Regions from separate parts of the Mus musculus genome. Here region 2 is linked to region 1. The links are chromatin loops, found by intact Hi-C in ENCODE. Cell type or tissue: left cerebral cortex. All regions are shown on one strand. Links, peaks and the distances in the headings refer to the core of each region. The heading gives the core; the rest is flanking DNA.

Evidence for each region. Peaks named below come from ENCODE experiments on the same cell type or tissue, not always from the same donor. Only the 100,000 strongest peaks of a DNase experiment are listed, where the experiment ranks them.
Region 2: it touches region 1 in a loop (5-fold over the local background); 5 of 42 quality-filtered maps call a loop at or near these places.

The regions. Positions count from the first base shown.
Region 1 is chr11:29,706,597-29,722,212 of GRCm38, reverse strand. It overlaps Rtn4 (reticulon 4), which reads right to left. Exons shown (of 9, transcript NM_194054.3): 3 at 13,443-15,616. Among named protein-coding and RNA genes, the nearest start is that of Rtn4, 22 kb to the right of the region's middle. In left cerebral cortex, for the core only: CTCF peaks have their summits at 6,513 and 7,200 (motif pointing right); a DNase peak (open chromatin) is centred at 7,226; H3K27ac peaks cover 457 bases.
Region 2 is chr11:30,102,168-30,117,783 of GRCm38, reverse strand. It overlaps Sptbn1 (spectrin beta, non-erythrocytic 1), which reads left to right. Exons shown (of 35, transcript NM_175836.2): 25 at 1-148; 26 at 2,864-3,108; 27 at 3,790-3,928; 28 at 4,873-4,957; 29 at 6,862-7,058; 30 at 7,804-7,913; 31 at 8,632-8,695; 32 at 13,110-13,348; 33 at 14,363-14,536. Among named protein-coding and RNA genes, the nearest start is that of Eml6, 84 kb to the right of the region's middle. In left cerebral cortex, for the core only: no CTCF peak of the experiment used is centred there; DNase peaks (open chromatin) are centred at 3,975, 4,569 and 8,295.

The sequences.
Region 1 (15,616 bases), core at 4,179-12,178:
GCTAACTTTTCCTGGTGCTCCATTAATGTAGGCTTGGTGCTAATGGCTTTCCTTCCCTATCTTCGATTTTTTAAAAAAGATACCCTCGCTTTGCATTTGTTTTGTAATCTTTATCATTGCTTGCTATGTCCATCACTTCAAATTCAAAGTGTCTAGAACTCAATTTGGCTTTAAAAAAAAATCTACTGATGCTGAGCATAGATAGTTGTTCATCGTGACTTCGAATTCATGTAGTCCTGCAACCTATGATGAATATCAAGTATTTCTTCACTTATTTTTCTCATATCTGTTACTTCCTTTTCATCCCCATTTCAGATGATGTTCAAGGTTTTCTTTTTTAAGTCCAGGCATAGCTAAAATCATCCCAAACTCAGGCCTCTAGGTTCTCCTCCGGCTTTTACTACACCACAGATGGCCTTCTGAACCCACCACTACTTATTATTACTACCTACTTTAAACATCAAACCAATACAACCTGGCCCAGAGCATCTTGTCATAAAACCCCAGAGAACCTCAAAACTGGAACCCTATAAATCACACAACAGAATAAAAACTTAAGAGGCAGTTTCATACCTAGTCAAAATCAAAACATACTAGAACTAAGGTGTGAACCCTAGATTGTTTTCCAAATCTGCCCAATTATAAAATGATGACACCAGATTGCCAGGCCCTGTAGAGCTTGTTTTGATAGGATCACAGGACTCTTTCTTGTGAACCACAGAGAAGCTTCAGGAAACCTGACCTAGACCGTCTAACCTTCTATCATCTTTGAGCCTACAAATCTATCTGTCAACATTATCCTATACAGTCTACTCTACCCAGGAAATTCTAGTCACTGTATTAACAGTGTCTTCTCAGTGCTTCTAAAGCAGGTGTGATTGGAAAGGAAGGAAAGACTATGGGGTTGGGAAGGGAAAGGAGCCCCTTCCCCTGGTGAGGCCTCTTACCAACTAAGAATCAAGAATTCCAACATACTTAACATCTGTAATTTTTTAGGAATCTCATCAAAAGCCCACTTACAAACAAAAGGGCATGTCCTAACCCCTGGTGCAATCCTAAAGTCCTGACTTTATCTTATTAGGTTTGAGCCCATCCAAGGAACTATCATATCAGACAGTCTCTAACCTCATGTATAGAAAAAGTTTCTGAGCAATCCTTTGAGATGTACCTTGAGAGCCACCAAAATGCACATGCCTGCTGCTAGTTCCAATTCTTTGAGAACTGTGAGCACAGTATGCTGTATTTTCTTCCCAGGCACCTCTTCCTGTTAACCTCTTCTTTTGGTCCTAAGATTCTTTCCTGTGGTGTTGTCTAAAAAAGAACTTGCAGGTTGCCCTGGGTTACTTGTGTAGTTGTCTCTGCTGCTGACAGTTACGTCATTCTTCCCCCCAACTGACCTAGACTCGCAAGTCTTCCCATCTTAATCTAAGTTTTCCATATAACCTCAATAATGAAATATTAGATTTCATTTGTCAAAATATTCTGCTAATGAACAGAAAATAGCAAGACTGTAACAACACCAATTATAATACCTCTTTGCCTAAAGGACTAGATATCTAATAAGCAAAAACAAAAATCACCCAAACAGCAAACACATTTAAAACTTCACCAAAACAAAAACAAAGCCAGACATGAATCAGAATATTTGTTACTACTGACAGCTTTGGGAAGGGAGTCTGAGAGCACAAGAATGCAGGTATGGGGGACCAGGTCTAAGTAAGTATATATATTTTAAGTTTACCCGTGTAGACACCTCAGGTTAGGTTCCTCACTTTTTCACAGTAAGGAAAAACCATTCACCTCAGGCATCTCAGTGGTTTCTGATTTAAACCTCACTATATAATCTTTAGCATTAGCAGCTGATACAGGAAACACTAAGATGTAACAGCACCTAGATAAGGAAAAAATAGGTTGGTCTGATTTACTCAGACAAGGGTTAAAAACAAGAAGAAAAGTATCAGTGGACCAGATTTACAAACAAACAAAGCCAGGATCGGCAGAGAGACTCAAGAGTGATTCTGAATTTGTTTAAGGGTCTTTAATAGTTAAGACTATCACAAAAGATAGATTCTACTGCATCTTAATTTCTGTCTTTATATCCCTACATTATCTTATAAGAGCTTAACATTTTAATACTCTACAATTGAAGTCGTTCATGCAGAGACTTGAAAGTTGCAGGATGGGCCCTACTGTGGCTTCTCACCCACTTTATTATCTCAAGTATCTTTTTACTTACCAAAAGCTAGCACATTGGTTCACTTCATTTTTAATATTTATGGATAAGCTAAAGAAAAGTCCTTTTTTATTAAGCTTTTTAATGAAATCCTTTCTTAAAGCTCACAGCTGTTTTCCCCTTTATATTGAATACATATGAATTCAATGTTAAAATCACCTTTCCCCCACATTTTTTTTTTACTGATTGGTTTTGGTTTTGGTTTTAAAGCAGGTCACTGCAGCTAGTCAGCTACAGAAATGTTTATCTCAGCCACTTAAAAACAGTTCTAACAATTTTTAAGACAACTTATTCTAGACAGTCAGATAAACAACTCACTCTTGCTTACTCGGTCTCTCTCTCTCTCTCTCTCTCTCTCTCTCTCTCTCTCTCATTACATAGCAGTTGTCAAGCTACATAATAAAGTGCTATTGAAATATTCAATAGTCGATATTTTACTACTACTTTGCAGGCTTAAATTCTTCACAATGAATCACTGAGATTTTTAAAAATCTGAGTTTTCAAGGGGGAGGACGGGGATCAAGATCATTAATTGGTTATTACAAGGACAAAGGTTAGTAAATTTGGGGATACATTTAAAACTCTGTATACATCTGAATAGTTTCAAGTTACATAAAAATTAAAATGCATTCAAGTAAGAACTTCAAATGTTCACTTTAGATTTTCAAAGATACAATGCAATTCTGCTACCTACAAACCTAGGGATAGATCTCAGGCACACCAGCTGAGCTTTATTTAAAGTCATCATGAAATGTCATCACAGACTACAGAAGAATGTAATGTTTATTATACATTCCTCACACCAAAGTGACCAACAAATGAGATGTTAATCCCATACCAATTTCAACGCGCAAGATTAGAAAAGAAACAACAGACACGTCTAAAATTACTAAACCAAACACCAGTGAAAAAGAATATGATATCTTTCCTGCACACAATCAACTGTAAAAAACACCAGAAGCAGCTGTTTTATGTTAATCTTAAGCATTACATGATCACAGGCTCCGCTTTCAATCCCGAGTATATCTAAACTACAAAGCTTACCCACAGAAATCTTACTGGTTACATAAAAAGGAGTAAAAGATTAAAAGACATACCCTTGTCCTTCCAACGTTTCTTCTGATCGTCCATTTCTTGCCACGATCTGCCCTCCAGCAGCAATTACAAATTATGCATACTAACAGAAAAGCTGTAAATTGCAAAATTCTCCCTGAGACATGAGATACCCGTTTGCTCAACCTAAGCCTGCAGTCCCGGCTGAACAACTGGAGTCACCTGATGTCTTTGGGGTGTGGAGCAAGCTGACGCAGTACAATCTGTAACTAGGCTGCTAATACCCAGACATTAATGCTTTCCCTTCTATCTGCTCATTGTCTTAGCCATTTGCTTGCTGATCATGCCAAATGGAGCTACCTTTGCAGGGAAGGAGGCAGCTACCAAAAGAAAAGACTCTCTAACAGAGCCAACCGCTAAATATACCTGAAACACACAGAACTAAGTCTGCACCCACAGACTTGACTTTTCTTTATTAGGGACAGTTCAATTGTGCTGCTGTTTCAGTTTTACTTGAAACTCTAAAATCAACAGTTAACCCACAAGACAGAAATGGACTAATCCAAATGGGTTAATAACTTCAATTTCAAGGTTGTGAACTGCCTTTTTTTCTGGGTTTACTGAGGCTTAGAGAACTCATATTTTGCATCCTGGAAGGTATGATCAGGTTTTTTTTTCCTTTACATTTCTAAAAATCTAGATTCCTCCAAATCTAGATTAATTGTTACCTGTTCCAATTCAATCTTTTAATAAATACTCAACTACCTACCATTGCAATAAATCTTTGGCTGGGAGAGAAACGGTCATGTACTAATAACTATATCATTTACCCCATGAAAATGGCACAATTTAATAGCCATAAAAATAAATGGTTCCAGAATTTCCCATTTTTTCAGAATTTATTAAACTTTCAGTCATTCCAGTGTGTCTTTCTAATGTTCTACAACTGATTTTTACCTGATGCTAAATTTGCCTAAGCAGAAAAGGAAATGAACAGTGCCAATTTAATCAGCTAAAATATATTTAAATACGTATGGCATTTGAAGATGTAATATATATAAAATCAATGCATAAAAGTACATGCATCTCATGGCTGTAACCACACTGAAATGGGGATATCTTCCTGAAATATGCTCACTTATGTGGGCCTGCAAAACCTTGCAAAATCCTTAAGTGTTCAGAATGCCAATTACTCATTTTTAAGTCCCTCTTGCACAATTATAAATAAAAGCAATTTTAAAAGAATTCTGAAGTATTTCTAACTTTACTTGCTGAGACCTTATATGATATAATTATTCTGAGAACACTGTCACCACCATATTACATCAAAGATGAAATTGTGTGACCTCTTCACATAACGGTTTAGCATCCAAAACTGTTCAAAGAATACAGAATACTTCCAGGACAGTATTTTTTAAATGAACTCTTTCAAACTGACAGACAAGGACGGGGAGTATAGTTAACTCGTAAAGTGTATACCTAACAGGCTCAAGGCATGGGTTCTAATCTGAGCTCCACTAGAACAAAAACACCAGAAGACAGTAAATAGTACCTTCAAGTTACATATTCTCTAAGGTAAACATATTCAGCATATATGTAACTCACATATTTATAATACTTCACTTGTCTGCTAATTTTAAGGTGCCAAGAATGTGTGTGTAATAATCCACTCATATGAATATTAAATGTACTTTTCATACTGTAAGCTTTTATTTAAGAAAGCAAATTAAAAGCCTTAAGTTAAGTTTTTGCAGAATGATAATCAATTCTTTAGTTTTAGTTATTACAATTTATGGTAAGTATAGAGAAAACTAGCTAACTCATAGGTACCAGCTGACATTTTTACCCACTTCTTTCTCAGTGTTTTAAAACTGCAGTTTTTAAGTTAGCCAAGCAAAAATATTTTACTCTGAAAAATCAACGAGCAAAATTTATGAGTACACAATTTATGGGTCATACTTTCTCATTAAACTTCATCTAAATGAATTTAAATACCAACCTTTAAAGAATAAAATTCTCTCAAGAATAGTCCTCAAATAATACACATGCAAACCAACTGGCAACGTGATGCTTTGAATATCTGGTGTAGTATTCTATTTTCTCCTTACAGAATGCCAAAGGAAGAGTCACAGATCAAACTTGTAAATATAATGCTAAAAAAATAAAACCAAAGACCTGCAAGGTCTCCAACTCACTTCTAAAGAGTACGATGATCTAAAATTACCTACTTTCAATGTCTCTCTTACCTTAGTCAAAACACTTTTTTTTTTTTACAATGCATGGTTAACTAAGAAAAAATATAATTAAATAAGTTGCTAATAAAAAAAATCTCTGATAAAGTAGCATGTGTGAGTTTTGGGGTTGTTTTGTTTTGTTTTTTCAAGACAGGGTTTCTGTGTAGCCCTGGTTGTCCTGGAACTCAACTCTGTAAACCAGGCTGACCTCGAATTCAGAAATCCACCTACCTCTGCCTCCCAAGTGCTGGAATCAGGCATGCGCCACCACTGCCTGGGGAGCATTTTTTTTTTTTTTAAAGTTTGTATCTATTTGGAAGGATTTTAAGCACAAGAGAACTGTCTCAAAGCAGATGTGAAAGCCCAGAATGGTACAGACCTTTAAACCAGCATTGGGAAAGCAGTCAGGTAGCATTCTCTGAGTTCAAGGCCAGCTAACATTATATAGTTATGTTTGTTTCAAAAAAGAAACAAAACAACCTAGTTAGTAAGCCCACCTGGTGTTCACCTCATCCTGCTCTCTCAAACTCCTTCCACTTCTTTTACTTTTAATGCCAGCAAAATTTTTGGTTTGTTTTGCTTTTCCCTTCCCCTTCTTCCCCTTCCTCTCCTTCTTCCCCTTTCTCTTCTTCCCCTTCTTCCCCTTTCCTTTTCCTTCCTTCCTTCCTTCCTTCCTTCCTTCCTTCCTTCCTTCCTTTTAAATTTCCCTGTGCCTTTAAAGATTGAAAAGAAAAAAAGGAAAAGGAAAAGGAAGGAAAAGAGAAAAGAGAAGAGAGCAGCCATTTACTTTGCTTGTATATTGTTTTGGGAAGCTACGATTTAGACGTCTATTAATAATGGAGAGCCCGAATCTTTTATTAATATGAAACAGTGACAGTTACACAGCAGTCTTGAAACTAATTTTAGAATTCTAAGCACACAGAGGTACAAAACTAGATGTTTTACTGCTGAGAGACATTAACAACCATAAACCCTACCATATGCTGTAATCTAATGCCCTCTATGGACTAAAAGTCAGTACTTCAACAATGGTGAACTCAATATTCAAAAATGGAATAGGATTTGAAATCTAAAAAATAACATTCAAAATGACAAAAAATTGAGCATTTTCAAACTCTTTTAACAACATCACATAGCAATTTCAATATATGAATATTAAAATCCAGAGAAACTGAAAATGTTTCTCTTGCACCAGGAGGTTAAATCAGAATATGATGGGAATAAAAATAACTCTGCAAGAATCCAGACAATTATAAATAAATCAGAACTAAAAGTAAAAATAAAAGAGTACTAAAAAATGAAACAGGCTTTCCTTTGTGAAGTCAAACTGACATGCCTCATCAAATATGAGACCTTGAATGCAATGACCTCGAATGCACAAGCATGTGAGAGAGAGAGAGAGAGAGAGAGAGAGTGAGTGAGTTAAAGACCCAAAGTATTTCTAAACTTACAATTTAAAAATTAAGTCATTAGGCCTTTTACCTTAACAGAAACACATCTTCAGGGTCATTTCAGAATGCTTATAGCATAGCTCAAGTATTTAATTCTGTACAAAATGTCAAAATTCAAAATAGTTTATAAATTTGTTTTATAACAAGTGTGAAATTTTGTGACCAGCCACATTTATTCAGTATGGTTACTTATCAAATATTCCATAGAAATGGTTTTACCATTACCCACACTAGATGGCACCAACACCCAAATCTGCATTTGATTGCCTAACCAACCACTGGGAAACTAGCAAAAGCTATTCTCAATCATCCAACAGTTGAATGGTTGCCTGGCACCAGGAGGCTAGATCAGAATATGATGGGAATAAAAATAACTGCGACAATTATAAATAAATTGGAACTAAGTAAGAATAAAATTAAGAGTAGTAAAAAGAAAGCGGCTTCCTTTGTAAAAGTCAAACTGTCCACTGATGTGTGCATAAAAATCTTAGAGAGAGAAGACTTTGCACCCTGCACATAAAAACAAGATCATAGAGCATCAAAATCGAAAAATGAACAAAGGTTAAACAAGCAATTCATAAAAACTAAAGCACAAATGACCAATAAATGCTTGAAATCCTGGCTTTGGTAGTAACACACAGGAAGGTAATAAAAGGCATTTAAATAAGAAAGGAAGTAGTTAAGAAAAAAAATCCTATTTTCAAGTGTTACAATTCTATACATCAGAGACCCTCGAGACTCCACAAGAAGGCTGATAATCTGATAAACACCTTCTACAAAATGGTTAGGATTCAAAGTTAGCATTAAAGATACAGTAGACTGTCTACATACCATCAAAGGGCACACTGAACAAGAAACAATGTGGTGAAGAGCATTTAATCTTGCACTCAGGGTATAGAGGCGGGAAGAATTAAACTCATGGCCAATCTGATTTACATAGGGAGGGTTCCAGGTTCCCCACCCCGCTGCACAGAGAGAACCTGTTTCAAATTCTAAAACCCTTAGAATAAACCTAACAAAGAAAGTTAAAAACCGCTGGGCGTGGTGGCGCTCTCCTATAATCCCAGCAATTGGGAGGCAGAGGCAGGCGGATCTCTGAGTTCCAGGCCAGCCTGGTCTACAAAGTGAGTTCCAGGACAGCCAGGGCTATACAGGCTATACAGCCCTGTCTCGAAAAACCAAAAAGAAAGTTAAAAACCTCTACCAACTTGATAGCTCACAACCATCTTTAACTCCAGCTCCAGGAGAGTCAATACACCCTGACCTCCCTGGCACCAGGAACTCATGTGATGCATATATAGAAGCAATACAAGCAAACACTCATACACATAAAATAAATCTGAAGAAACCCAAGTAGTTGGGCACACCTGTGGAGGATTTTCTTGATTTGATCATTTGAGATGGGAAGACCCACCTTAAACCTGGATTATCTGAAGGTGGAAAAAGATTCACCCTAAATCTGGGCCAGCCTGCATAAAAAGCTTTTGCTTTTTGCTTCCTTAACCTCAGTCTCTCTGGCAAGTTCATCTATCCCGTTACTAAGGCACTAATACCCCTGGTGGTATTAGAATGTACTTCTGTGAGGTTCCAACATAGACTCAAGACCTCTGAAGGAATTACCTGAACGCTGCAAAAGATTGAGATGGCTAAGACTTTCAGTTTTATAACCAGATCCTTGGCCTTTCTTTCAAGAGATAACCATTGTTGGACTACCTGGACCACAGCCTGTAAGCTACTTGAACAAAACCATGTGTTGTGTGTGTGTGTGCATGCCAAAGTTACATGAGAACAAAGATTTTTGTCTCCCCCACTCTCAAAGAAAAGAAATACAGGATAGTACTTCAAACAACCAAGCCAAAGCAATTATAAGTACCTGCTTTTAATAGATGTTTATTGTAATTAAGAAAAATATCAAGCAGAAAAATCTAATCTAACTTCATTCCTTTTACAGTAAAGGAAGTCAACATCTATCTAGATGTGAGAAAGACTAGAATTCATGTCATCCAAATTATACAAACACTTCCTGTGAATTTTATGGAATATACACACTTGTTATGTTGTTTTGTTGTTGTTTTTTTTTTTTTTTTTTTTTCTCCAAGACAGGGTTTCTCTGTGTAGCCTTGGCTGTCCTGGAACTTACAATAGCCCAGTCTAGCCTCAAACTCAGAGAATCTGCCTGCCTCTGACTTCCAAGTGCTAGGATTAAAGGCTTACACACATTTGTTAAATGCAAATTATGTTCTATTCCTCTAGTGAGAATGGACATAGCAGCTAATGCTAAGTTTAAAAATTACTGACAAGCTGGGCAGTGGTGGTGCAACCCAGCACTCATGAGTCTGAGGAAGGTGGATTTCTGAAAATTTGAGGATAGCTTGATCTACAGAGCAAGTTCCAGGACAGCCAGAGCTACACAGAGAAACTGTCTTAAAAAAAACAAAAAACAAAAACAAACAAAAAAAAAAAACGACATGGGAATGCTAACTTGATCACTGGAAAGTTATCAAATTATCACACAGTACCCTAAATATATAAATATGGCTCAGAAGTTAAACACCTTCCACACAAACAAGCATCAGTCTGCCATCTTAGAACCACAAAAAGCCAGATGGGCACAGTGACCCACCTGTAATCCCAGCATATGGGAAGCAGAGATAGGGTCCCTAGAACAGACTGGCTAGCCATATGTGAGACCTGCTTCAATGTAAGGTAGAAAGTGGTTGCAGATGATTCCCAACATCAACCTCAGGGGCACACACATATGCTGTCTCTATCTCTACATACATACAAGGGAGGAAAAGGTTGAGCTAAATGATTTTCTTGAAGATATTGTTTCCTTAAAAATCAGCACCAACCCATTCCTCAGCATTTTTATTTAGCCTTCTAAGGCACTGCTGCTCTTTAATCCTTTTCATTCCAAACTAGGGGCTATAGATCCTAGGTTTACCAAAATCAAACTAAGAACATATGACTAGAGTTGAGTTTTGGGAGGTAGCATGAAGTTAGAAGGCGATTTCACAGGTATTTCAATACTGCCCATATGCCTGCTTCTCCCTAGCCTTACCGCACCGTGTTATCATGCATGTTTACAGTTTCCCCTAGGGCACGTTAACATGCTGCTTGAAACCTATTGATCCTGAGCCATCTCTTCTAATCCTTCATTTTTTATAAAGCATTCCTTCTTTCACTTCCCATTCATTAAAACCTCACTCTCGCCGGGCGTGGTGGCGCACGCCTTTAATCCCAGCACTCGGGAGGCAGAGGCAGGTGGATTTCTGGTGGATTTCTGAGTTCGAGGCCAGCCTGGTCTACAAAGTGAGTTCCAGGACAGCCAGAGCTATAAAGAGAAACCCTGTCTCGAAAAACCAAAAAAAAAAAAAAAAAAAAAAACAAACAAACAACTCTTCTTTGACACTGCTTTCCCTGTGGTGCTTCTAAAATCAAGGCTGCTTACTTTCCCATACTTTGCACAACTGGAGACAAGGCAAGTCAAGTACTCTGCTGCTATCTAATGCTGCTTCCCGATCTAGACCATCATTCTAGAAGCCTGGCTAGGTCACACTCTATCTTTTCTTACTGCTTTTGTCTATTCTCCCCATCAGTTACCCAAAAGCCTTTTACCAAAGACTCTTGTCCTTGTTTGTTCTTACACCTTGGGAGGAGGGAGTGTGCATGCGTGCTCATTTAAGTACATCATATAGATGCCACAGGTTGTTTACTGAGACAGGATCTTTTTGCCCAACCCTGAACTTACTGACTCAGGTAGTCTAGCTAGCAAGCCTGTCCACTTTCTGCCTTCAGTATGCTGTAGCTGCAAGCTTTTATGTGGGTGGGTACTGAGGATCTGAACTCTGGCCATATACTTTTATCAAGTGATGTATTCCTGAACCACTTCCCCAGTCCCTTGTCCCTTACCATAATGTCTACCTGAAATCCTGTCATTATTCTAAGCAGCATATGCAATACGGTCACCTCTTGGCCTCAGCAACTTTCTTAATGGCCAAACCTTGGTCTCGGAGCTGCTTTTGCAGTAAAATTCTAAACTCAATACCCAACACATACATCTTACTATGTTTCCCAAAACATTCTAAGAGTCACATTTTTCTTCCTAACACTTTTGGTTCTTAGACCTAATCTGGACCTACAATTCACTTCATCTACTACTCTCTTTCTATCAACTTCCTATTCACTTCAACCTGGATGCCAGCCCATCATTTCAATGACTTCAAACTACTTCATTCCTATTATTCTCAACTCTCTTGGCTCACTGTCCTTCTACTGGCCCATGTAACAAAACAGAACTACCTCAAATAAGACCTGTTACATTCTCTGATCCCATATCCAGACTATTTAGCACATTGAAAGTCACTGGGCAGAGGGTATAGCTCAATAAATAATGCACTTGCCTAGACTGCTGTCACAAAGCCCTGAGTAAACTCTTAACACACTGCCCTTGCTTCCTCTAGTTGGAATAATTTCACAGTTACTTTGCCAAATATGTTTCAACTTATTCTCGGCAAATACCTCACACACTGCTTTAACATTAAAATCAACCAAGTCCCTCAGTTTCAGACACAAAATCCTCCCTAGCAGTATCAATACGCATCCACAGATTTCTTTCTACCCACTACATGCAGTATTCTTTCTTCCGCTACAAAGCCAACCCCTTCACTTAAACTCTAGAGTTTACCCTGGCATCTATGTACATTTTAACTATTAACTATTAGCACCTATTAACTGATTCTCCTAAAGTGAGTGGGGAGGAGAATCTCCTCTTCGATTCCATATTCCATTCCTCTGCTGGCTAACATTTTTCCTTCTTGTTCTTGTTCTGTTATCAAAATTGAGTCTGTCTGCGTCTTGGTTGCACGTACTTACTTCCCTCCTTTTTCAATCCTTAGCTCTTAACGTGTTGCCCATTTATCTTTGCATTCTGATTTTCCCTTGTTCCTATCTGTGGCTTTAATTTTTAGCTCCAAGTTCATGGCAAATTATGCATGTAATAGCCAGACAAGTTGTTTCAAAGTTTCTTAGATATGGCATTAATAATTCTCAATACTCAATTAATAGTCTCAATACTAATATATTCAAATTAAATTAATCTTCTCCCAAACCCATTTTATTTTCTCATGTGCCCCCACCTTTGTTTCTCATGTTGCTAACTTGCACACATGACAGGCACCCAGAATCTTGGTACTTCTCTCCATATCCTCCCAACAGGAGGATGATGCCGGATTCATTATCTGAATATTCAGACTCTCCTCTTGTAACAGAATTAATTTCTATACTCATCTGATGCTAGCTGTCTCTAATATGTAAGTAAATACAACATAACTGCTACTAGAAAACACAGCTAACAGAATGCCAAGTTTAAAAAAAAGCATTCAAAACAAGCATAGCAAATGTTGAGTCAAAAGTATAAATGAGGGCTGGTGAGATGGCTCAGTGGTTAAGAACACTGGCCACTGGAGGCTCTTCCAGAGGACCTAAGTTCAATTCTCAGCAACCACATGGTGGCTTAAGGCCATCTATAAAGGGATCTGATGCCCTCTTCTGGCATGTAGGTATACATGCAGACAGAGCACTCCCACACTTAAAAATACATAAACAGAGCTTTTCATAAATTGATAGCATGTTTCAGTAATTACTTTCTTTAAAAAAATCTATACTTAGTATTTCTAGCCTCATACCTCTCACTAGAAAAATAATGTATTTTATGTAAATACCAAAAGCAAGCAACAGAAATGGTCATCTTTTGCAAGTTTGTCATGAAATCATATCTAAGATAAAAATAAACATATATGAAAATATTGTTTTAATATCCCTTGCTTGTCACAGCAGCAGGAAACACTGAAGAAAAGAATGCATCATGAAAGATAATTTTACTAATTTTTTCCTGGTTTCATTGATGCAAAACTATGGAAAAGCCTACAGTAAAGATGAGTGTTAAGTAGAAGTGAGGTGGGAAGAAATAACATAAAACTTTTGTATTCTTGGTTTTTGCAACAAATTCACAAGAATCCTTTTACTTTGAACTCCTGATTGCAGTTGAGACTATACTGTACTACCTGGATAGAACAAACTTTTTTTCTTAATCATTCTCTATTTTAGATTTTTTGTGTATGAGTGTTTCACCTGCACGTGTGTGTGCATGTGGATCAGATGTGTCTGTTGCCCATAGAGGTCAAAGAGGGCATCAGATCCCTTAGGGCTGGAGGTATAGCCGATTGTGAGAGACCACATCGGTGATGGGGAAGCGAACTTAATTAAGTCTTGTAGAGGGTAAAAGATCAGCAAGTGCTCTTAGCTACTGAGCCATCTTTCCAGCCCCACAGAACTAAAACTGAACTAGTAAAAAAGATTCTCATCAACATGACACAGTAGACATGATACATTATAAATGTTATGTCACAAAACGTTATCTGTATTCCATAGTAAACCAAGAAGTTGGTGAGACGGTGCATGGATTATTACCTGAAGTTTTATTCAGCTCTGCTGACAATACAGCTGTCAGGGATCTGTCCTCTTTCTCTGTATCAGAAGGAAGTTTTTCCTCTGCTTCTTTCGTAAGTACTTTGGGTTTAACTATGTTGCCCATTTCTATTTGAGATTCCAAAGCAGAAACATTTGGAAGCAATAAGGGCACCTTAGATACACTGGACCTACTTTTGGAGAATTCATCTGAGACATGTGCTTCATCTTTAGGATATGTATTCTTGAAAGAAAGGTCACAGGGCAATTCTGAGCAAGGCAACGAATTGGCCCCGCTCTGGACATTAGCAATTTCACTTTTGTTGGATACTTCTAGGTCAGTGTACTCCTTAGGAGAATCATCTTTAGCACTGACAAATGTGGGAAACTCATCTATTATCTCAATGGGAGATGAATCGGAAAATGTTTCACTTTCTTTCATTTTGTCTTCCTTAGAAGAAAGTAAGTCATCATTGGAATAAATTGCAGTATTAAACTCTTCCATTTGCAAAGAAATTGTCTCCTTTTTGGTCAATGTTGGAATTTCATTAGATGCAGCATCTTTTGTAATATGTAAATTGGGCTGAAAAGACTCTAAATATGGCTTTCCTACCTCCTGAGGTGAAGCACTAAGTCTCTCCTTATGTTTGTGTTGTGTTACTGTCTCAGACACTTCAGTGAGACTCTCCTTCATTAGCATCACAGCCTCCTCTTGTGTTTGTGGGACTTCAGGAATTGAATCATCACTAAATAAGTCAACTGGTTCAGATTCGGGTGAGGAATCATCCACGAGCTCACAGTGATCAGGCACCGACTTCTCAAATTTTGCTATTTCTGAATAATTAGAGAACTCTGGACTTGGCTCAGTGGAGAGCTTTGTTTCTTTAATTAAATCACATGCAATGGATATATAAGGAGCTTCTGCTTCCTGAGCAGCTGCATTAAAACTTTCAGGCTCTTTAATTTCTTCCTTTGAGTCCGATGTTTTTAGTGCTACACTCATGGCTTCTTCATATGGTGGGGGATTTTCAGGCTCAAGCTTTATACCGTCATAACTAACTGGAGACGGTACTTCTAGTGGGGATGCACTGGGCTGCGCTACAGAAGCACCAGTGCTTGGAAGGAGAGAATTTAATGGCGCTTCCATAACAATATCAGGCAAAACTGGTGACGGAGTTGCTTCAGCTTCCTCAAATGATGGGCAAAGCTGTGCTGTGGGGTAAATTGACTCTTGTATAGCTTCTGATGTCTGGACCAAGTCCACTTTTGTTTCATAAGCAATCTTTGTACCTGTGGCTTCGTTCAGTTCACTTTCACATGCTTCCTGAACTAAATCTGGCGTTAGACCTTCAGGCATGGTTGCCACTACTGCCTCAGTCACCTTTGATAAATTATCTGTTGTGACATAATCTGCCTCAGAATCATGTATTGCTACAAGGAAAGGATTTGACGTTTTGGGGCTAGTCTTCTCTGTTATAATTTGGGCCTTCCTTTCTTCTATTTTTTTTTCATCTGTTTTGTTTTCTGAAGTGTGATCTTCTAGCACAGGGAAAATGTTTGCTGCAGTACTCTCGGTTGCTGAGCTAAAGGAATCACAGGTGATGTACGCTCTGGAGCCGTCCTTCACAAGTTCTGGGGTCCTGGGGAAAGAAGCATTCTCATTTCTGCTTTCACTATCCTTCCCATGACCTTTTTGCTCCAGGCTATCTTCAAAGCATTTTTTGTCCACTTTACTTTCCATATTAGCTCTAGCAGCCAGCACATCCCTACTTCCCTCATAAGTATCTTTCACTTCCCATGCTTGTTCAAATGGCTTAAAATCTGCATACTCTTCCCTCACAGGTGCTACCACTGACATTTTCATTTCATTAAAAATGTCCATTGTCTTTTCTGGAGACATAACTCCGTCTTCTTTAACCACTTTAGTAAGGGTCGCAGGTGACTCTTGTGGATTATGAAGGGCTGCACTACAAACTAAATCCTCTTTGTCTTTACTCCTCACAATTACTTCTTCCTTAGTGTTTTCTACTAACATGGCTGACTCTCCTTTTGGGGAGCCATTGAAAGATGATCCCATTTCTGAGTATTCTAATACTGAAAACTCTGCTGACTCTCTATTTACAAATGGATTTGTTGCCCTCTCTGGCAATTCTCTAGAAGCTTCATTTAAAGTTTCT
Region 2 (15,616 bases), core at 3,846-11,845, 400 kb before region 1:
TTACCATGATGCCAAGGAGATCTTTGGCCGAATCCAGGACAAACACAAGAAACTCCCTGAGGAGCTTGGAAGAGATCAAAACACTGTGGAAACTTTACAGAGAATGCACACCACCTTTGAGCACGACATCCAAGCTCTGGGCACTCAGGTAGGTAGAGCTGCCCAGGGCAAGAGAGTCTCTTTATAAGGTATCTTTGTACATCTTGAACCTCTCTGTCTCTCTTGGCTCCTCAGAATATACCTGAAATGATACTCAGACTAAACACAGGTGTGTGCACACACGCACATGCACACCCCACCCAGGAAAGCTTTGTAGTCTCTACAGTTCTGAATTTGTCACACTTGCAAATAATGTTAGATGAACACACTCGTGTTTAAATTAGGCAGATGTACGTATAAGGCCTCAGTACAAGTTAATGTTATGTTAATGTGACCATCCGGATCACTTTGAAAACAGTACCTCACTGTCTTCCACCAGCCATCTCAAAAGAGAAATCTATACTTTTTCATTTGAGCATGGTAGGTTTATTTTTCTGCATTGATTCCTCTTATTAATTCTTTGTGTTAGCATACCAAGTGAGAAATCACATGTCATTTTGATAAATGTATTTCTATTTTTTTCCGTCATTCCCCTGTCTACCACTGCTTACCCCATGTTCCCTGACTCCACTTTCCTTCCTTTTCTCAGGTGGTCCTACTTCTGCCTAGTAGAGACTAAGTCCTTCCATTTTGACATGGCAGATCTTCTAGCTCCAGCACGCTGTGAAGTGGCTTAGCACTAAAACAGCTTCGAGGCTGTTGAGAACCAGGGAAACAGCGAGACTTAGTAGTGTGCTCCATCTCTCCTTTGCCTTCTGATTCCTAGTTTCCTGATTAGTCTTAGTTCTTGCCGTTGAAAAACGGTCATCTCTTCCCTCCAAATGGATGTTCCCGGAGAAGAAGCTGGTTTTGCCTAATTTTCTTAATCCTGAGAAGGTCAGGAGTTCTATTCTTGCTTATTGAGAGCAAATGATCAGTACAGAGTCAGCAGAAGGCCAGATGGAGTATATTCTTGACTTTGTGGCTGTGTAGTTTCGACTGAATCCAATGGGAAAGTGAATGGGCAGAGGCTGTATTCTAGTAACTACCTAACCCCCTCCCCACGACAAAAGGTCTAGACGTGGCCCAGGTTCAGGTTCAGGTGAGTATCAACCTCACCATGCTCCAGTACTTAGGACTTACTCATCCTCTTGACCACCATTGTCTTTTGACTGCCATCTGGAGTCTCACTCAGTTCTTGCCTCTTCTCTGGCTGTGAGTTAATTCACCTCTCTGTGCCTGGGTCTCCAGCTGCTTTGGGGATTGAGATGATCCTTGTAAAACAGTTACATCTGTGAATGTGTCCCCGTTACTGATTTTAACAAATGCTAAGGGAGGTTTTGAGAAGCCTAGAGACAGGTAAGAACTAGGTCCTTCCCCATTTACTTTTAAAACTGTAGGATGCTTAAGACAGAGTCATTCCCTGTTTTTTTCATTAAATACTTTTGCCTCATGAGACTGTTGAGGCTTAATACCCACAGCCAAGAACCCAACCCAAGTCTGTTGGATTCCACCTACCTCACCATGTCACTGTAAAGTAATTAAGAGCCATAAAAAGAAGTGTGGCCCTCCTGCAGGCACTGACCCACCAATATCTTACAGAGGCAGTAATAATCTTGCGTGGCCAAGGTGGTCCTGAACTCTTGTGTGAGCTTCATTGTGCTAGCTTCTCCCATCTTCTCACTGAGAGACCCTATTAAAAAATAATAATAACCAGAGGCCCAAGAAATGACGACTTAAGAAAACAAGGAGATTGATTTTCAAGTAATTTCCTACAGCTTGCTCGTGATAATCTGATTTACATACCTTAGCTGTAATTCAGAATTAGAGACAATGAAAATGGACATCCAAGGATAAGGTAGTCAGGTGCAATGGTGGACACATTTAGTCCTTATACTTGGGAGGCAGAGGCAGATAAATCTCTGAGTTTGAGGCCAGCCTGGTTACAGAGTGACTTCCAAGACAGCCAGGGTTAGATAGTGAGACCCTGTCTCAAAAGAGAGAGAGAGAGAGAGAGAGAGAGAAAGAGAGAGAGAGAGAGAGAGAGAGAGAAAGAGAAGGAGGAGAGTATAAAATAGTCACTATTTTTTTTCTATGATGACAAACCTCCATCATTACCTAAAGTGATAGCCTGTTTTTGTTTTTCACCCTTTGACACAGAAAGTAGTGTTCAGCATACTGTCTGTACTTTTAAAACAATATTTGGTGTATTGTAGGGCATGCATGCCTCAGCAGTACATTTGTAGGTCCAATGACAGCTCTGTAGTAGTAATCCCCTCCTATCATTGTGTGTTCCAGTGTTCACCTGAGGTCATCAGGCTTATATGTTAAGTGCCTTTACCTATTTGTCAGCCCACCCACTCCCACTTATTTTTAAAAGTTAGGCTGGCCTGGAATACACTGTATAGCTGAGGATGTTGATGATGGGGATTATAGGTGTGTGCCAGCACACCCAGCCAATCAAAGTATTTCTCACCTTGGAATATATCTAGATGTGTCCCTACTCAGCTCTGTCTTCACATCCCAGGCTACAGGACTTCCCTATGTTCCTGTAGCATTTTATTTCTTTCATTGTTCGAACAGTACTTAATAACGGCATTTAGTAGGTTTGGGGTTTTGTGACTTGGCTCTACCAGGTGAAAAAAGAACGTATTAAGAGGCACAGACCCGGCAACCGATGGCTCCTTCCCATTGCCGTTTATGGTGACACCGTAAGGAAGGGAAGGGGTGATGGTGGCAAGGCCACAGTAGTGAAACCTGGCTTTTCTCCCCTGTGGCTTCACAGGTGAGGCAGCTGCAGGAGGATGCAGCTCGCCTCCAGGCAGCCTATGCAGGGGACAAGGCTGATGACATCCAGAAGCGTGAGAATGAGGTCCTGGAAGCCTGGAAGTCCCTGCTGGATGCTTGTGAGGGTCGCAGGGTGCGGCTGGTAGACACAGGAGACAAGTTCCGCTTCTTCAGCATGGTGCGTGACCTCATGCTCTGGATGGAAGATGTCATCCGGCAGATCGAGGCCCAGGAGAAACCACGGTAAGGCTCCCTCCCGGCCACAGAGGTGTGGGTGTTCAGGGAAGAGCTCTACTGCTTTTGTTCTCTACCACACACCGCTGCCATGGAAAGAAGAGCCATGGTGGTGCTCATTTCCTCTAGATTCTCACTCCCACACCCCCACCTTCCCACTCAGGCATTTTGGAGTTCTTTCTCTGTATCTTTGTTATATTAAAAGTCTCTGTGTCCATGCATATCACAAAGGTGATGTTCACCCTTGGCATTTGTTTCAAGTGTCCGGAACCGAAATGATTAGTGTCTTCCCTTTAGTTTGGTTTCTTTCAAAGCAGTGACGATTTTAATAGATAAGTAGAGGCATCAGCTTCCTGAGTGTTTTCCTCCACATCTGGCTTTGTGTTTCTTTATGTCTCAACTGTTCCATCAGGTTGTGCTTTGTTGGAACTGCCTTTGTGCCTTCTCGAAACAGTGTCTGCCTGCATTGCATCTTGTATGCACTTAAAGATGCCTTTCTTTGAAAGTTACCGAGTTAGCCAGTCCTAAGTTAAGTGTTACTGAGATTTAGTGATTTGGCCTGAGTTTGGGCTGCAAATAAGCCCTAAAAAAGACAATTAAGCTGTCAGTTTCCTTCAAATTACGAGTTTTAAAACCTACATGTTTATTTGAAAAGCTCCATCTCTTAAAGGTGATGTTACTTTCTTATAGGGATGTGTCATCTGTTGAACTGTTAATGAATAATCATCAAGGTATCAAAGCTGAAATTGATGCTCGTAATGACAGCTTTACAGCCTGCATTGAGCTTGGGAAATCCCTGCTGGCACGGAAACACTATGCTTCTGAGGAGGTAGGATGCTGCTTTGGGACCTGGTGTGAACTCAGCCAGTGTTGGCATGTAAAAGGATTTTATTTTGCAACTGTGTCTTTGAAGCCTCCCACAATCTACAAGGATTGATTCCAGGACTTCTGTGAACACTAGAATCCATAGATGGCTAGATACCATATGTGAAATGACATAGGGCTTATTCATAACTTTAGAACATCTCTGGACCCTGTGTAATACCTAACACAGGGTAAATCACTGCTGTACTATAGTAAGGAATGACAAAAGCCAAGTCTACGTGTTCAGTGTAGTTTCAGTTTTTCTAATATTTTCATTCTGTGTATTTGTGTGCTTGAGCACAAGGCCTACTTTAACAGGGCCTACAATACACGTGCAAGTGAGTACGCTTCTTTACATCATTTTGAAGCATATTCTGTCTGCCTAGAAAAACTGTTACATACAACTGTAGACCCAAAACTGGTAATTGTTTGTCCAGAGATAATTTTTGAGGGGTCCAGGTATAAAAACAGCCTGTGAACTCATCAGTGGGATGGCTCTGGCTATCACTCAACTCTGCGTTGCATTTGGCTGATGGCTGCAGCTCTGGTCAGAACGATGGCACTGATGTCTTTTTTGTAGCATCCTTCACAGGAATGGATGTCTCTCAGAAAAGCCAAGGCTTTGTCGGTATTACTGTCCTTCTCTTCATAAACGTTAACTGTTTCAGGAAGCCCCAGAGTCTATCGAAATAGCACACAGTTTGCTACATCAGCACAGGCAGCTTTGAATAGAACTCCCACCCCTTCTGGAAAACTAGCCATGTTTTTCTCTCCAGGCTCAAGACATGAAATAATACATTTAAGCTGATACTTAGCAGCTTAGGGGAAAATAGATTTTCTTGTACCAAGTGCTCATCCGGGACAGACACAAGGTTGCAGTGTTTTATTAAGGCCCTTGTTTTTGTGCAGATCAAGGAAAAGTTACTGCAGCTGACAGAGAAAAGAAAAGAAATGATTGACAAGTGGGAAGACCGGTGGGAGTGGTTAAGACTGAGTAAGGACATGCGTTCTTCATTTGCTTTTCTGTTCTTTCTGTGTATCCAAGGAAATACATGCGTATACAAGTCTGCTTTAACTAATGTTATGTTATTACTTAATGATTCTGAAGTTTTAAATGTTTCTTTCTCAGTGTATTCATGCTGAATATTGTTTTTTAAGAAGGTGGAAAGTGAGTTCCAGGATAGCCAGGGCTGTAGAGAGAAACCCTGTCTCAAAAAACCAAAAAAAAAGAAGAAGAAGAAGAAAAAGTTCTTGGGGCTGGCTGAAGAGATGGCTCAGCAGTTAGGAGCACTTACTGCTCTTCCAAAGGCCCTGAGTTTGGGTCCCAGCACCCAAGTCAGAGGCTCACCTCCTGCCCAGCTCCAGCTCCAGAGCATCTCAAAATCTCTAGCTTCTGTGTGCACCTGTACTCAGATGAGTGTATGTGCACACACACGCACACAAAATAAAAGTATGCAGGGTGTAAGGGTGTACACCTTTAATCACTCGAGTCAGAGGAATACGGTTCTCTGTGACATCAAGGCTAGCCTAGTTTACATAGCAAGATATGAGAACAGACAGGAATATGAAGAGAGTGTCTCTAAAAAACAAAAATAAAATAATAAAAATAATCACTTTTCCCCTTCCTCTCCCTCTCCCCCTCCCTCTCTCCCCTCTCTCCCCCCTCTCCCCATCTTCTCTTTCCCTTTCCTCTCTCCCTTCCCTCTCTGTGTAATCCCAGTTTACCTGGAACTATGAGCCCTCACTGGATTTAAAATGTATTTAAGAATAGTACCTCATGGTTGATTTGAACATTAAAAGTAGTTCAATTCAAGCTTTTTTTATTTTAATCTATATTATAACAAGCTGTGTTGATACTTTAGACTCTGTCTTGTATTCTAGCCTCATTCCTATATATTGTAGACTCTTAGTAAAAACTAAAGTTGTGTAAAAAACCCAATTGGGCCCAGAGCCCTCTAATGTTCAATTTGGGGCCATTCTGTTATTGAGGATTTCATTTGCAGATTTTGAAAACTCTGGGGCAGTTTCATTCTGTGAGGCAAAACCTGTGTCGTACCTGCTGTGAACTGGATACCAGGCTACAATCTGGGTTACAGTGATGATTTGCCTGCTACCTACCTTAAAGAATTGACAGTTGCCTAGTTTCTTGTCAATTGATAAGTTGTGGGGTCCATCGTAATCTCAAAGTGAGATGGCTGGCCTGTTCTTGGCTCAGTGATAGTCCACACAGTAGGTTCTTATCCAACTGGCCCCAGACTCTGCTGAGTGAGATGCTGAATGTGCGCTGGCAGTCTAGCTAAGCCAGGTTCTAATCCACTTCCTCATAACTGCATCAGGTGGAGAGCTTTTCCTCACATGGAGGACAAGGACCCTGTCTTCCCCCTTTGTTAGTATTCCTACCCTCTCAATCCCCCAAGAGAAAACTGGATTTCAACCTAATACAAGCTTCTATGTGGGTTCCTGCCTCACCTGCATAGTCTGGCATGAATAGGTTGTGTGTCCTGTGAGGGCTCAGAGATCTGATCTCTTAGAATTAGGGCCATATGACCAGAGTAAATTCTAGACCTGTATAGTCCACCTGAGAGCCACTGTCCACATATGAGTCTTGGAAAATAGAAATCATCTTAATTTTTGTAGTATGTACTTATAAATTTTAACCTGTATTCTTATTTGGTAAACAAAAAAAGTGTTGTGTTAAAATAGTATTCTTTTAATATATTAAGTTAAATCAAAATCCAGTTAAAGTAATTACCCCTATTCTTGCGATGTTCTTGCCTGTGTGGCTCACAGTGTTTACATTTGATGGCATTTGGTATTATAAATGATAAGATGGCTATGCTTAGAGCAGTGCCATTGTGTGGCCCTGTGACAGACACTCACTCTTGATACCCTCTGCAGTTTTGGAGGTCCATCAGTTCTCAAGGGATGCCAGTGTGGCAGAGGCTTGGCTGCTTGGACAGGAACCATACCTATCCAGCCGTGAAATTGGCCAGAGTGTAGACGAAGTGGAGAAGCTTATTAAGCGCCATGAGGCGTTTGAAAAGTCTGCAGCGACCTGGGATGAGAGATTCTCTGCTCTGGAAAGGCTGACAACGGTAAGTGTCTAAGCATGTCCGGCATAGTACTTCACCTATTTTTGTGAATTTTAGGAATCACATGGACACCAGATCATATCTTGACCTTGGATTACTATTAAATCATCGCCATTCCAGATAATGCCTCTCTCTGCCAGCCAAAGCTTTACTGCAGAGCTTGGGCACTGGTCTTTCTTCTTCTTCCGAAACTTTTATTCTCATAGAAAATGGACTCTTGCTGTCAGTACTTCCGGGGTGGGGGAAGGGAGTATGACTATGTATTAAAACAATTCTTTTACAATATATGAACTGCTCATGGACTGGATTTGTTTCAGGAAGACTACTCTGTGGCTTTAATTATTTTTCCCTGTTTCTCTACTACAATACAGATGGCTTCCTTGAACATTTTTGTGAGCCCATGGTAGGTTTTTATTGAGACTTCATGGAAAGTCTGACTTAAACCCCCCAGCAACTTTTCCCTCTCAACAAAGTTAAGAAGATGCAGAGTTAATTTTGAAATCTCTATTCCCAGAGGAAAATGAACCAGCCAAAGGATTTCCCAGCAAGGGGTAGACAGCTGTCCATTCCCTACAGTTTTAGCTTGTAGCTATGGTGCTCATGGACATAATGCCATTGTATTTGGAGTGTTGACCTTTGAGGTTGTCCAGTATGAACCATTGTAGAAAAAGTCTCCTGGGTTTCTAGAACGTTTTTCTAAAGCAGCAAAAGTCTTAGCCTTGATAAACAGCAAGCTGTTCTCCTGTAGTTGGAGCTACTGGAAGTGCGCAGACAGCAAGAGGAAGAAGAAAGAAAGAGGCGGCCACCTTCTCCGGACCCAAACACGAAGGTTTCAGAGGAGGCTGAGTCCCAGCAATGGTGAGGCACTGGAAGCATAAGAGGCTAAAACTTAGCTGGTGTGGTGGTGCAGCCCTTTAATCCCAGCACTCAGGGGGCAGAGGCAGGCGGATTTCTGAGTTCGAGGCCAGCCTGGTCTACAAAGTGAGTTCCAGGACAGCCAGGTCTATACAGAGAAACCCTGTCTCGAAACCCCCCCCCCAAAAAAAAAAACAAACAGGCTAAAACTTTGGTTATGGTGGCGAGTGAGATTATGGGGCATCTGTCTTAAGTCTTGTAGAGCCAGGAAATACCCTTCCTGTCCAATGTCTCATCTATACTATTGAGAATCCTGTAGCCATTGCCAAGTGGCAGTGGAGAACAGTCACATGACAGAGTGAAATGCAGAGGAGGACCACCAGAACACACAGACACAGTCTCTGGGTGACTCATTGGATAGAAGCACCACTGGGATTTCAGGCCAGCGATTCTGTGTTAGGGAAGAACTGATTTCCTATTTGCAGAAGGCTATTGGTGGGTTGTGAGCTCCATGAAAATGTCTAAAGTGGATTTATAAGATAGGGGTGGTGACAGAGTGTTTCTGAAGGCTTAGGGACTGTCTAAAACACTTAGAAGTGCCAGATGTAACAGCATGACATTGTGTGGAAGAAGGTGTTCACGCTTGGTTTTTCCTTTTCTCTTCCCTTCTTTCTCTTCCCCTTCTATCTTTCCCTTCGCTTTTCCAATCTCACCCTTACAGGGATACTTCAAAAGGAGACCAAGTTTCCCAGAATGGTTTGCCGGCTGAGCAGGGATCTCCACGGGTTAGTTACCGCTCTCAAACGTACCAAAACTACAAAAACTTTAATAGCAGACGGACAGCCAGTGACCATTCATGGTCTGGAATGTGAAGTTCACTACCATTTGTCAAGAACCACTCTGTCCACATCCTTTGACCTTTTGGCTTCCACGTCACCCAGAGTGTTAAAATTTTTACTTAATTCATAGCTGTCCTTGATTTCATATTTGTTTGCATTTAATTTATGTTTCTTTGGATCCTCATTGCCTCAAAGCAGCATACTTAATTTTTGTTTATTTATTGTGAGCTTTTTACTTTAAGATTTTACATGAGTAATCAAAATTAAATTATAGCATAATGAAATTAGACTCTTAACAGGTACGGCACACACAAGTTAATAGTACTCTGCTATAGGTGCTATGTTACTTACAAGTATTATTAACCTATTGGCTTCCATTGTATAGTAGTTTAGTAACTATGAAGACTGGTTTGTAAGGAAGGAAACGTTTACTACTAAGGTTAGGCCTGCAGTTGCTCTGGAACATTCCATGGAGAATGCATTCATCAAACGGCCCGAAAGAAGCTACATTTTGTTGGGAAGCTGGATAAGTTTTAGGTGCAGGACCCCAAATGTTCTGAGACCTTTGGGGCCATTTATTACTTTGTACAAGCCCAATAATCCTCTCTTTTCTGCCAAGTCCTCAACCCAGAAATGTAGGCTTCTGTGCACCACACGGCACAGCCCACTGATTGCTGCCACCGGCTCTGTCTTGGTCAGTGTTACCACTGCCAGCACTCAGGCTGTGGCAGATGCCAGCAGCTCTTACCATCAGTCAGAGTCTTCAGGGTGTCAAGCTGTTTTCATTTTTTAGGCAAATAGAACAAAAGCCATTTTGGTTCATCCTGATCACTTGAATGATAGACTCAATGCCCTGTGCCTGGCAGGGAGCGCTTGCAGAGGTGTCCTAGCCTTAGAGGGCTACTTCAGTGTCTCTACTGACAGAAACTCCTGTATCTCAAATGGATCTCGAAGTTCTCTAGTAAGGAGTCCTAAGGATGACATGTATTGGGCCACTAGCAGGGATTGAAAACATTTTAAAAGAAATCCTTTTTCTTAGGAGTAAAAGCTGGTAAAAGGGGTGACTTCCTGGTTCTGATCAAAACCAGACCAAACCCTCATTTCAGCAAAGCCTTGCAAGACACTCCCTTGCTCATTTGCCATATTTAGATGTCTTAGTGGAGTCAGAGCCCTGTTTGGTATGTGTTTTTCATGCTAAGTCTAAATTGTCTTTTCATTTCATGATGCATTTTTTCTCTTTTGTCAGGATAACATCATATAGCATCTTGTTTGTTTTTCCTAATCTCTATGTACATATCTATCTACCTGTAACCGTAGATAGGTATCTAGATAGATACCAAGCTTTTAAGCTCTGGGCTACTATGCATCATTATTGGGTCTCTGCCTTAAAACACATCCAAATTTATATTAGAAAAAAAAAAAAACTGTATCTTTTTCTTTGGTCACTAAGATCCCCTGACCATGTCTTTATGGCCACAAATTATACTGTGTCACTGATCATATATATGTGTGTGTGTATGTATATGTATGTGTGTGTGTGTATATATATATATATATATATATATAGCCACACATGATCATACTTATATATGATGTTTCCATATATGTGCTGTGTGTTTAAGTTTTGTATCATCCAGACTGATACCAAATTTTAAGGTTTTTTTTTTTTTAACAAAGACAATACACACATAAGCACATTAAAACAGGAATGCTATGATACTGTTTAGCATTTGCTCTGCTGCCTATCTTTCTCTGTTTTTAATTAACAATTGGATTTTATTGGAAGAAGAAAAAGCAGTTTCATTATTTTGGATGATGATGCAGAGACTCATGTTAATGAACTCGAAAATGGTGTTGCTTCATGTACTTTGAAAACCAATCAGGTGTTTCCTGCGCTACTACTTGTCATGTTGCATTCATGTTCACATCCTGATTTCACTGCCTCAGATGTGCCTGGCCACAAAGCACTCTGAACTAATTCCTAAAGAGAAGCAACAATATGTGTATGTGGGGGGGTTGATCACATACATGTACCATCGTGTGATCATAGTACTATGATTTGCTTTTGACGTCTGTCCTAGTGATGTGTGTTGTCTGCTGGCATGCTTGCAGCACATGTCCATTAAAGGTCATTTTGTTTATTTGTTGGCATGCTTACAACACATGTCCATTAAAGTTCATTTGGTCCTTTTATTTTCATTGTTTTCTTGGTTAGTGATTTCATTTGCATAAACATTAATTATCTCTGCATACTGGTGTGGGGTTTTCTCTTTCCTTCTAACTCCAGAGAAAAAAATTTTTGCTGCAGAATTCCCATCAGAAGAGACTTCTTGTCTTCAACTTCCTTGAAGTGTGACCAGCTCTGATAAATTATAGCCATTTCTAGATAAACTTCTGCCCACCCAGCCACTAGTGGTTTCCGCGTCAAAGCTGCAGCACTAAATTTTTTTTTACCTGGTGTCTGTATGTACTAACCCATGTTTCTCTCCACTCACACCGGCTCAGCCTTCCACACCAACTCACATGTGCTCCTTACATGAGTTTCCTGAGATTCCACTAGAAGAGATTTGTCAACTGTAAGACCCCTCAACATTCTTTTGACTTGGGCTTTGATTACTTTCCCTCCCCCAAAATAGTGAAAAGGGAATCCAGGTGTAGTGGGGATACTTGGCAATCCTCGCCACTGGCAGAAGCATTGGGAGTTTAAGCCCATCCTGGGCAACAAAGCAAGACAAAACTAAGAGAGGAGGGGAAAGAGTGGTAGCCTGTTGCTCAGACCATGCCCGCAGGCTGCTGCTTTCACAGCCAGGCCAACTAAGCACTCTGTCCCCCACCCCGTGTCTTTCTGCCCTGATAATCCATTTACCATATTGGCATGAGAATAGAGAATTTTAATCAAAAACAACCTTAGGATTGCATAGTCTCCAGTCAAACCCTAAACCTTGGTGCTAATTATGCTAGTTTACCTAAGTTTATAATTCCAAACGCTTCTACAACGTTCTCATTACTATTTTTCCAGAAAATTAGCTTTATTTACAATAAGCAGGCTCCATTAATCGAGATAAGACCTAAGCAAGAGAGTTGACAGATCTGAGTTTTGCAGTGGGAGTGGCCAGTCTACCGCTTATACTGCGAAGGTTGCTGCTAACTGGGTGTCACTCTGACTCTGGACAGCAGTGGTGGGGGACTATAGCTAATGACTGTGCCATTGATACTTCCATGTCTGTCTGTGTATGAGGGGTGCAGGTTGTCTGTAATCTACTAAAGCATCAGCCACACCCAGCTTTAGTAACTTGCTAATCCATGCCCTGGGTATATCAGCCAGGGGCTGCTACAGTTAATGGTACACAGTTGATGGTACACAGGCCGAAAACGATAATGAATCAAGACCCTACTACATTTCCAAAGCCGAAAAACCGTGTGGGTTACAATTTAAGTGAGCTTGGGAAGGAACGCTCCTGAAGACGTCTCCAGACTGAAGGGTCAAAGCCGCTGGAAGCCTGGCTGTCTCTGGGCTCCCGTCTCAGTGCAGCAAGGCACCGTGATCAACCACCCGTGATGGGGAAGGCCCTGGTTCAGTCTTTGTTTGGGGGTAAATAGCTGTGTGGTGTTGAGTGACTGTGATTGGCTTTTTCTTCAGCTCCTTTAACACAAACTACAACCCACTCACAATCAACCTGGGCAGATGTGGTTCAGTTGATGTTTGTGGACTTGCCTCATTTCCTTCCAGCTCTTAAGTTCCAAAGTCTAACGGGGATGGTAGATGTGAAATGCATGACTGTTGTTCTAATTTCTGCATGTGTTTATGGTGATCTGGAGAGGAGGGGTGTGGGAGAAGAACTAGGGAGCCTCTTTCAGAAACCAAAGGTGTTTACTTGTTGCATCTGGGGGAATGCTGTATAGTTCTGATAGGATTGTCTCTCCATCTGTTTGTGAATGCCCTTTTGCTTCAACTTTAGCCCTTCTGATGATGCCCTTGGATGTAAGGTGGCTGCTGTATAACGTCCACTCTCATACTTAATATGTCTGATTGTTTCCATTGTCTTTGTGTTTTAAAGTAACCGTAAGAGGAGATGATCTGAGTATGTTAGTGAGAATGGAGTAATCAGAGGAGTAGAGTGCAGTAAAACTCATACTGGCATTTCGCTTTTCTCATTTCCCCGCAAGTGGGTGGGCATTAATCCATTCCCACCTTCTAATGTCCTTGGTGTCCAAAGCTGGCTTTGCAGGGTGTGCACTGGTTTTACTGCACTGCCTCCATCTGTGCCAGGCATTTATACACAGCCACGTGTGCGAGTCAGAGCGTATGTGGTCCTCTCTTACTCTCGGGTTCTCTGAATGGCCCCTCTGCTGTCCCTAGATGGCAGGAACCATGGAAACGAGTGAAATGGTCAACGGTGCTGCTGAGCAGAGGACAAGCTCCAAAGAGTCCAGTCCTGTTCCCTCTCCCACCTTGGACCGAAAGGCCAAATCTGCACTTCCAGCCCAGAGTGCTGCCACCCTGCCAGCCAGGACCCTGGAGACACCCGCTGCCCAGATGGAAGGCTTCCTCAATCGGAAGCATGAGTGGGAGGCCCACAATAAGAAAGCCTCGAGCAGGTAAAGGCAGCACGTGAGGAAAGTGGGGAGGGAAATCACCCGTGGGAAGGTGGCCCAGGGTCTCGCAGGATTGGCATTCAGAAGGTCAGAGCTTGTCATTCTTGTGTGTACAGTGTGTTGAGAATCGGAGTGAGAGTGACACTCAGCTCAGGAGATGTAGCTGGCAGGAATCGCAGGAGTGGCCTGAGGCTTGTCCTGAGGAGGCGCTCACTAGAGCAAAGTTGAACAGTCTCCTGAAGTGAAGTGACCTCATTGTAGGGTTCCTAGTAGGATCCGGCTTTCACAGGTACTCACTCCTCCATATGAGTCTTGAGATGACCATCTCCCACCAGTCTCTAAGTTTATTATTTAGCTGATGAGATAGTAGTGACTCTGAGAGGTTGTAAAAAAGCATACTTTTTTAGACATCTAGTAAATAGTAAAACTGAGATGAAAACCACATCTAATTCCAAAGCTGGTACAACTTAGCTGGTCTGCCATATGTCTAGATTACTGTACATGTGGAGTGTCTACTGTACAAAGGACTTGTGTCTGTGTTGGATAAGGTAACGGTCTGATGTTCTCATTAAGTTATCGTATACTGACAGTTTGCCCCTTGGGTATTGTTGGCACACACCTGAGTGTAGCTCCCCAAAGGGATACCATAAATACCAATGGCCCTGGATCTACCCTCTTGTCAGTAGCTGAACCCCAGAAAGAATGTCACTAAGTCTGGGGGAGATTGTGCTTGAGAATAAGGAGCCTTGTCTGTGTTCCTGAACATGAGTGAAAAGCTTCAAAGGCCGCATGTGATAGAAGGGACAGCAGCTCACGTGTTCTCTGATGCAGAGCCGTATCCCTCCCCAGCTGCGCCTCAGGCATATGCGCTGTTCCAAAGAGGCTGAGTTCAGGGCTAATATTTGGTATAGGTTCAGTTTAGAGAGGCTTTGAATAAGGGGTAGCCTGTTTGTGAAGATCTTTCAGCAAAGGTGAGCGCAGAGCCTTAATACTTCTTTCTCTGCTGTACCCACTCAGGTCCTGGCACAATGTATATTGTGTCATAAATAACCAAGAAATGGGCTTCTATAAAGATGCCAAGAGTGCTGCTTCTGGCATCCCCTACCACAGTGAGGTCCCTGTGAGTTTGAAAGAGGCCATCTGCGAAGTGGCCCTTGATTACAAAAAGAAGAAGCACGTGTTCAAGCTAAGGTAAGAGTTTTCAAGCTCATGGCTGTCTGGGTGTGTTCATCTCACAGAGGTTGGCTTTCCCGCTAAGGTACTGTGATGGCCGTGCCTCCTCCTACCATTCTCAGTCCCTAAGAAAGTGAATATCCAGTCTGCACACAGCCTACTGAGACTTGCTGGATTAATTCTGAGGAACCAAGGTCACTCTTCCCTGGGCCTGGTTGTGCACCTGGACCCAGAGGAAAAGGAGCCTTCATTTCATGACCTGGAACACACTGTTCCCCGACACTGCTGTGGGCCATAATTGTCACAGTATATAATGGGAGCTTTAAAGTCCCATTTTGAGTCCTTCTGGCTTATGCAGACTAAGGAATTACCATGTTTGCTTCAGATAGGTACTGTGAGTCATCCTAGAGCCTGAGGAGACAAACAGGAAGTACTTGGGTGGGACAGGCCATCCTCCCCAGCTCTTCCCACACTTCTGCATCCAAATGACTCCTCCTTGTGGAAGACACCCCCTCACACCACATCCACACGCATGCTCCTTGTGTTTGGATATTGGCAAACCATCTCATTTCTCAAAGTGTAAAAAGATAAGGCAAGGGGGTGAGAATGTGCTCAGTGGCAACAGTTCCTGCTGCCAAGCCTGATTATACAGCTTTCCTTCTCAGAACCCACGTGGTGGAAAGGAGGAAAGGAAAGGCTCTCTTGCAGGTTGTCTTTTTGACATTCACGAGTGTGCATACATACATATATTTTCAAAATACATTTTGTCATGAGAGTCCCAGATAACTTGACCTCTTAACTGTTCCATCTTAGCACCCCCTCCATGGACCTCAGAGTCAGTTCCTACTGCTGCACCCATAGTACCAGACATCACAGTGCCACACTGATGGCCTCCTGGGTGTGACTGCTTTCATTTCCATAAGAAAAATCTAGAGGTCTTTTTTTTTATTGTCAGTTGGGTAACTCTAGAAATTGCAGATGTGGAAGACACAAACTCAGAAGCTAGAATTTCAAGAGTACTCACCTTTTTTGAAGTTTTCTCTTGAATTCATTTCTGGTCAGAAATTAAGAATCCAAGTGGTATTGGCCATAACAAAG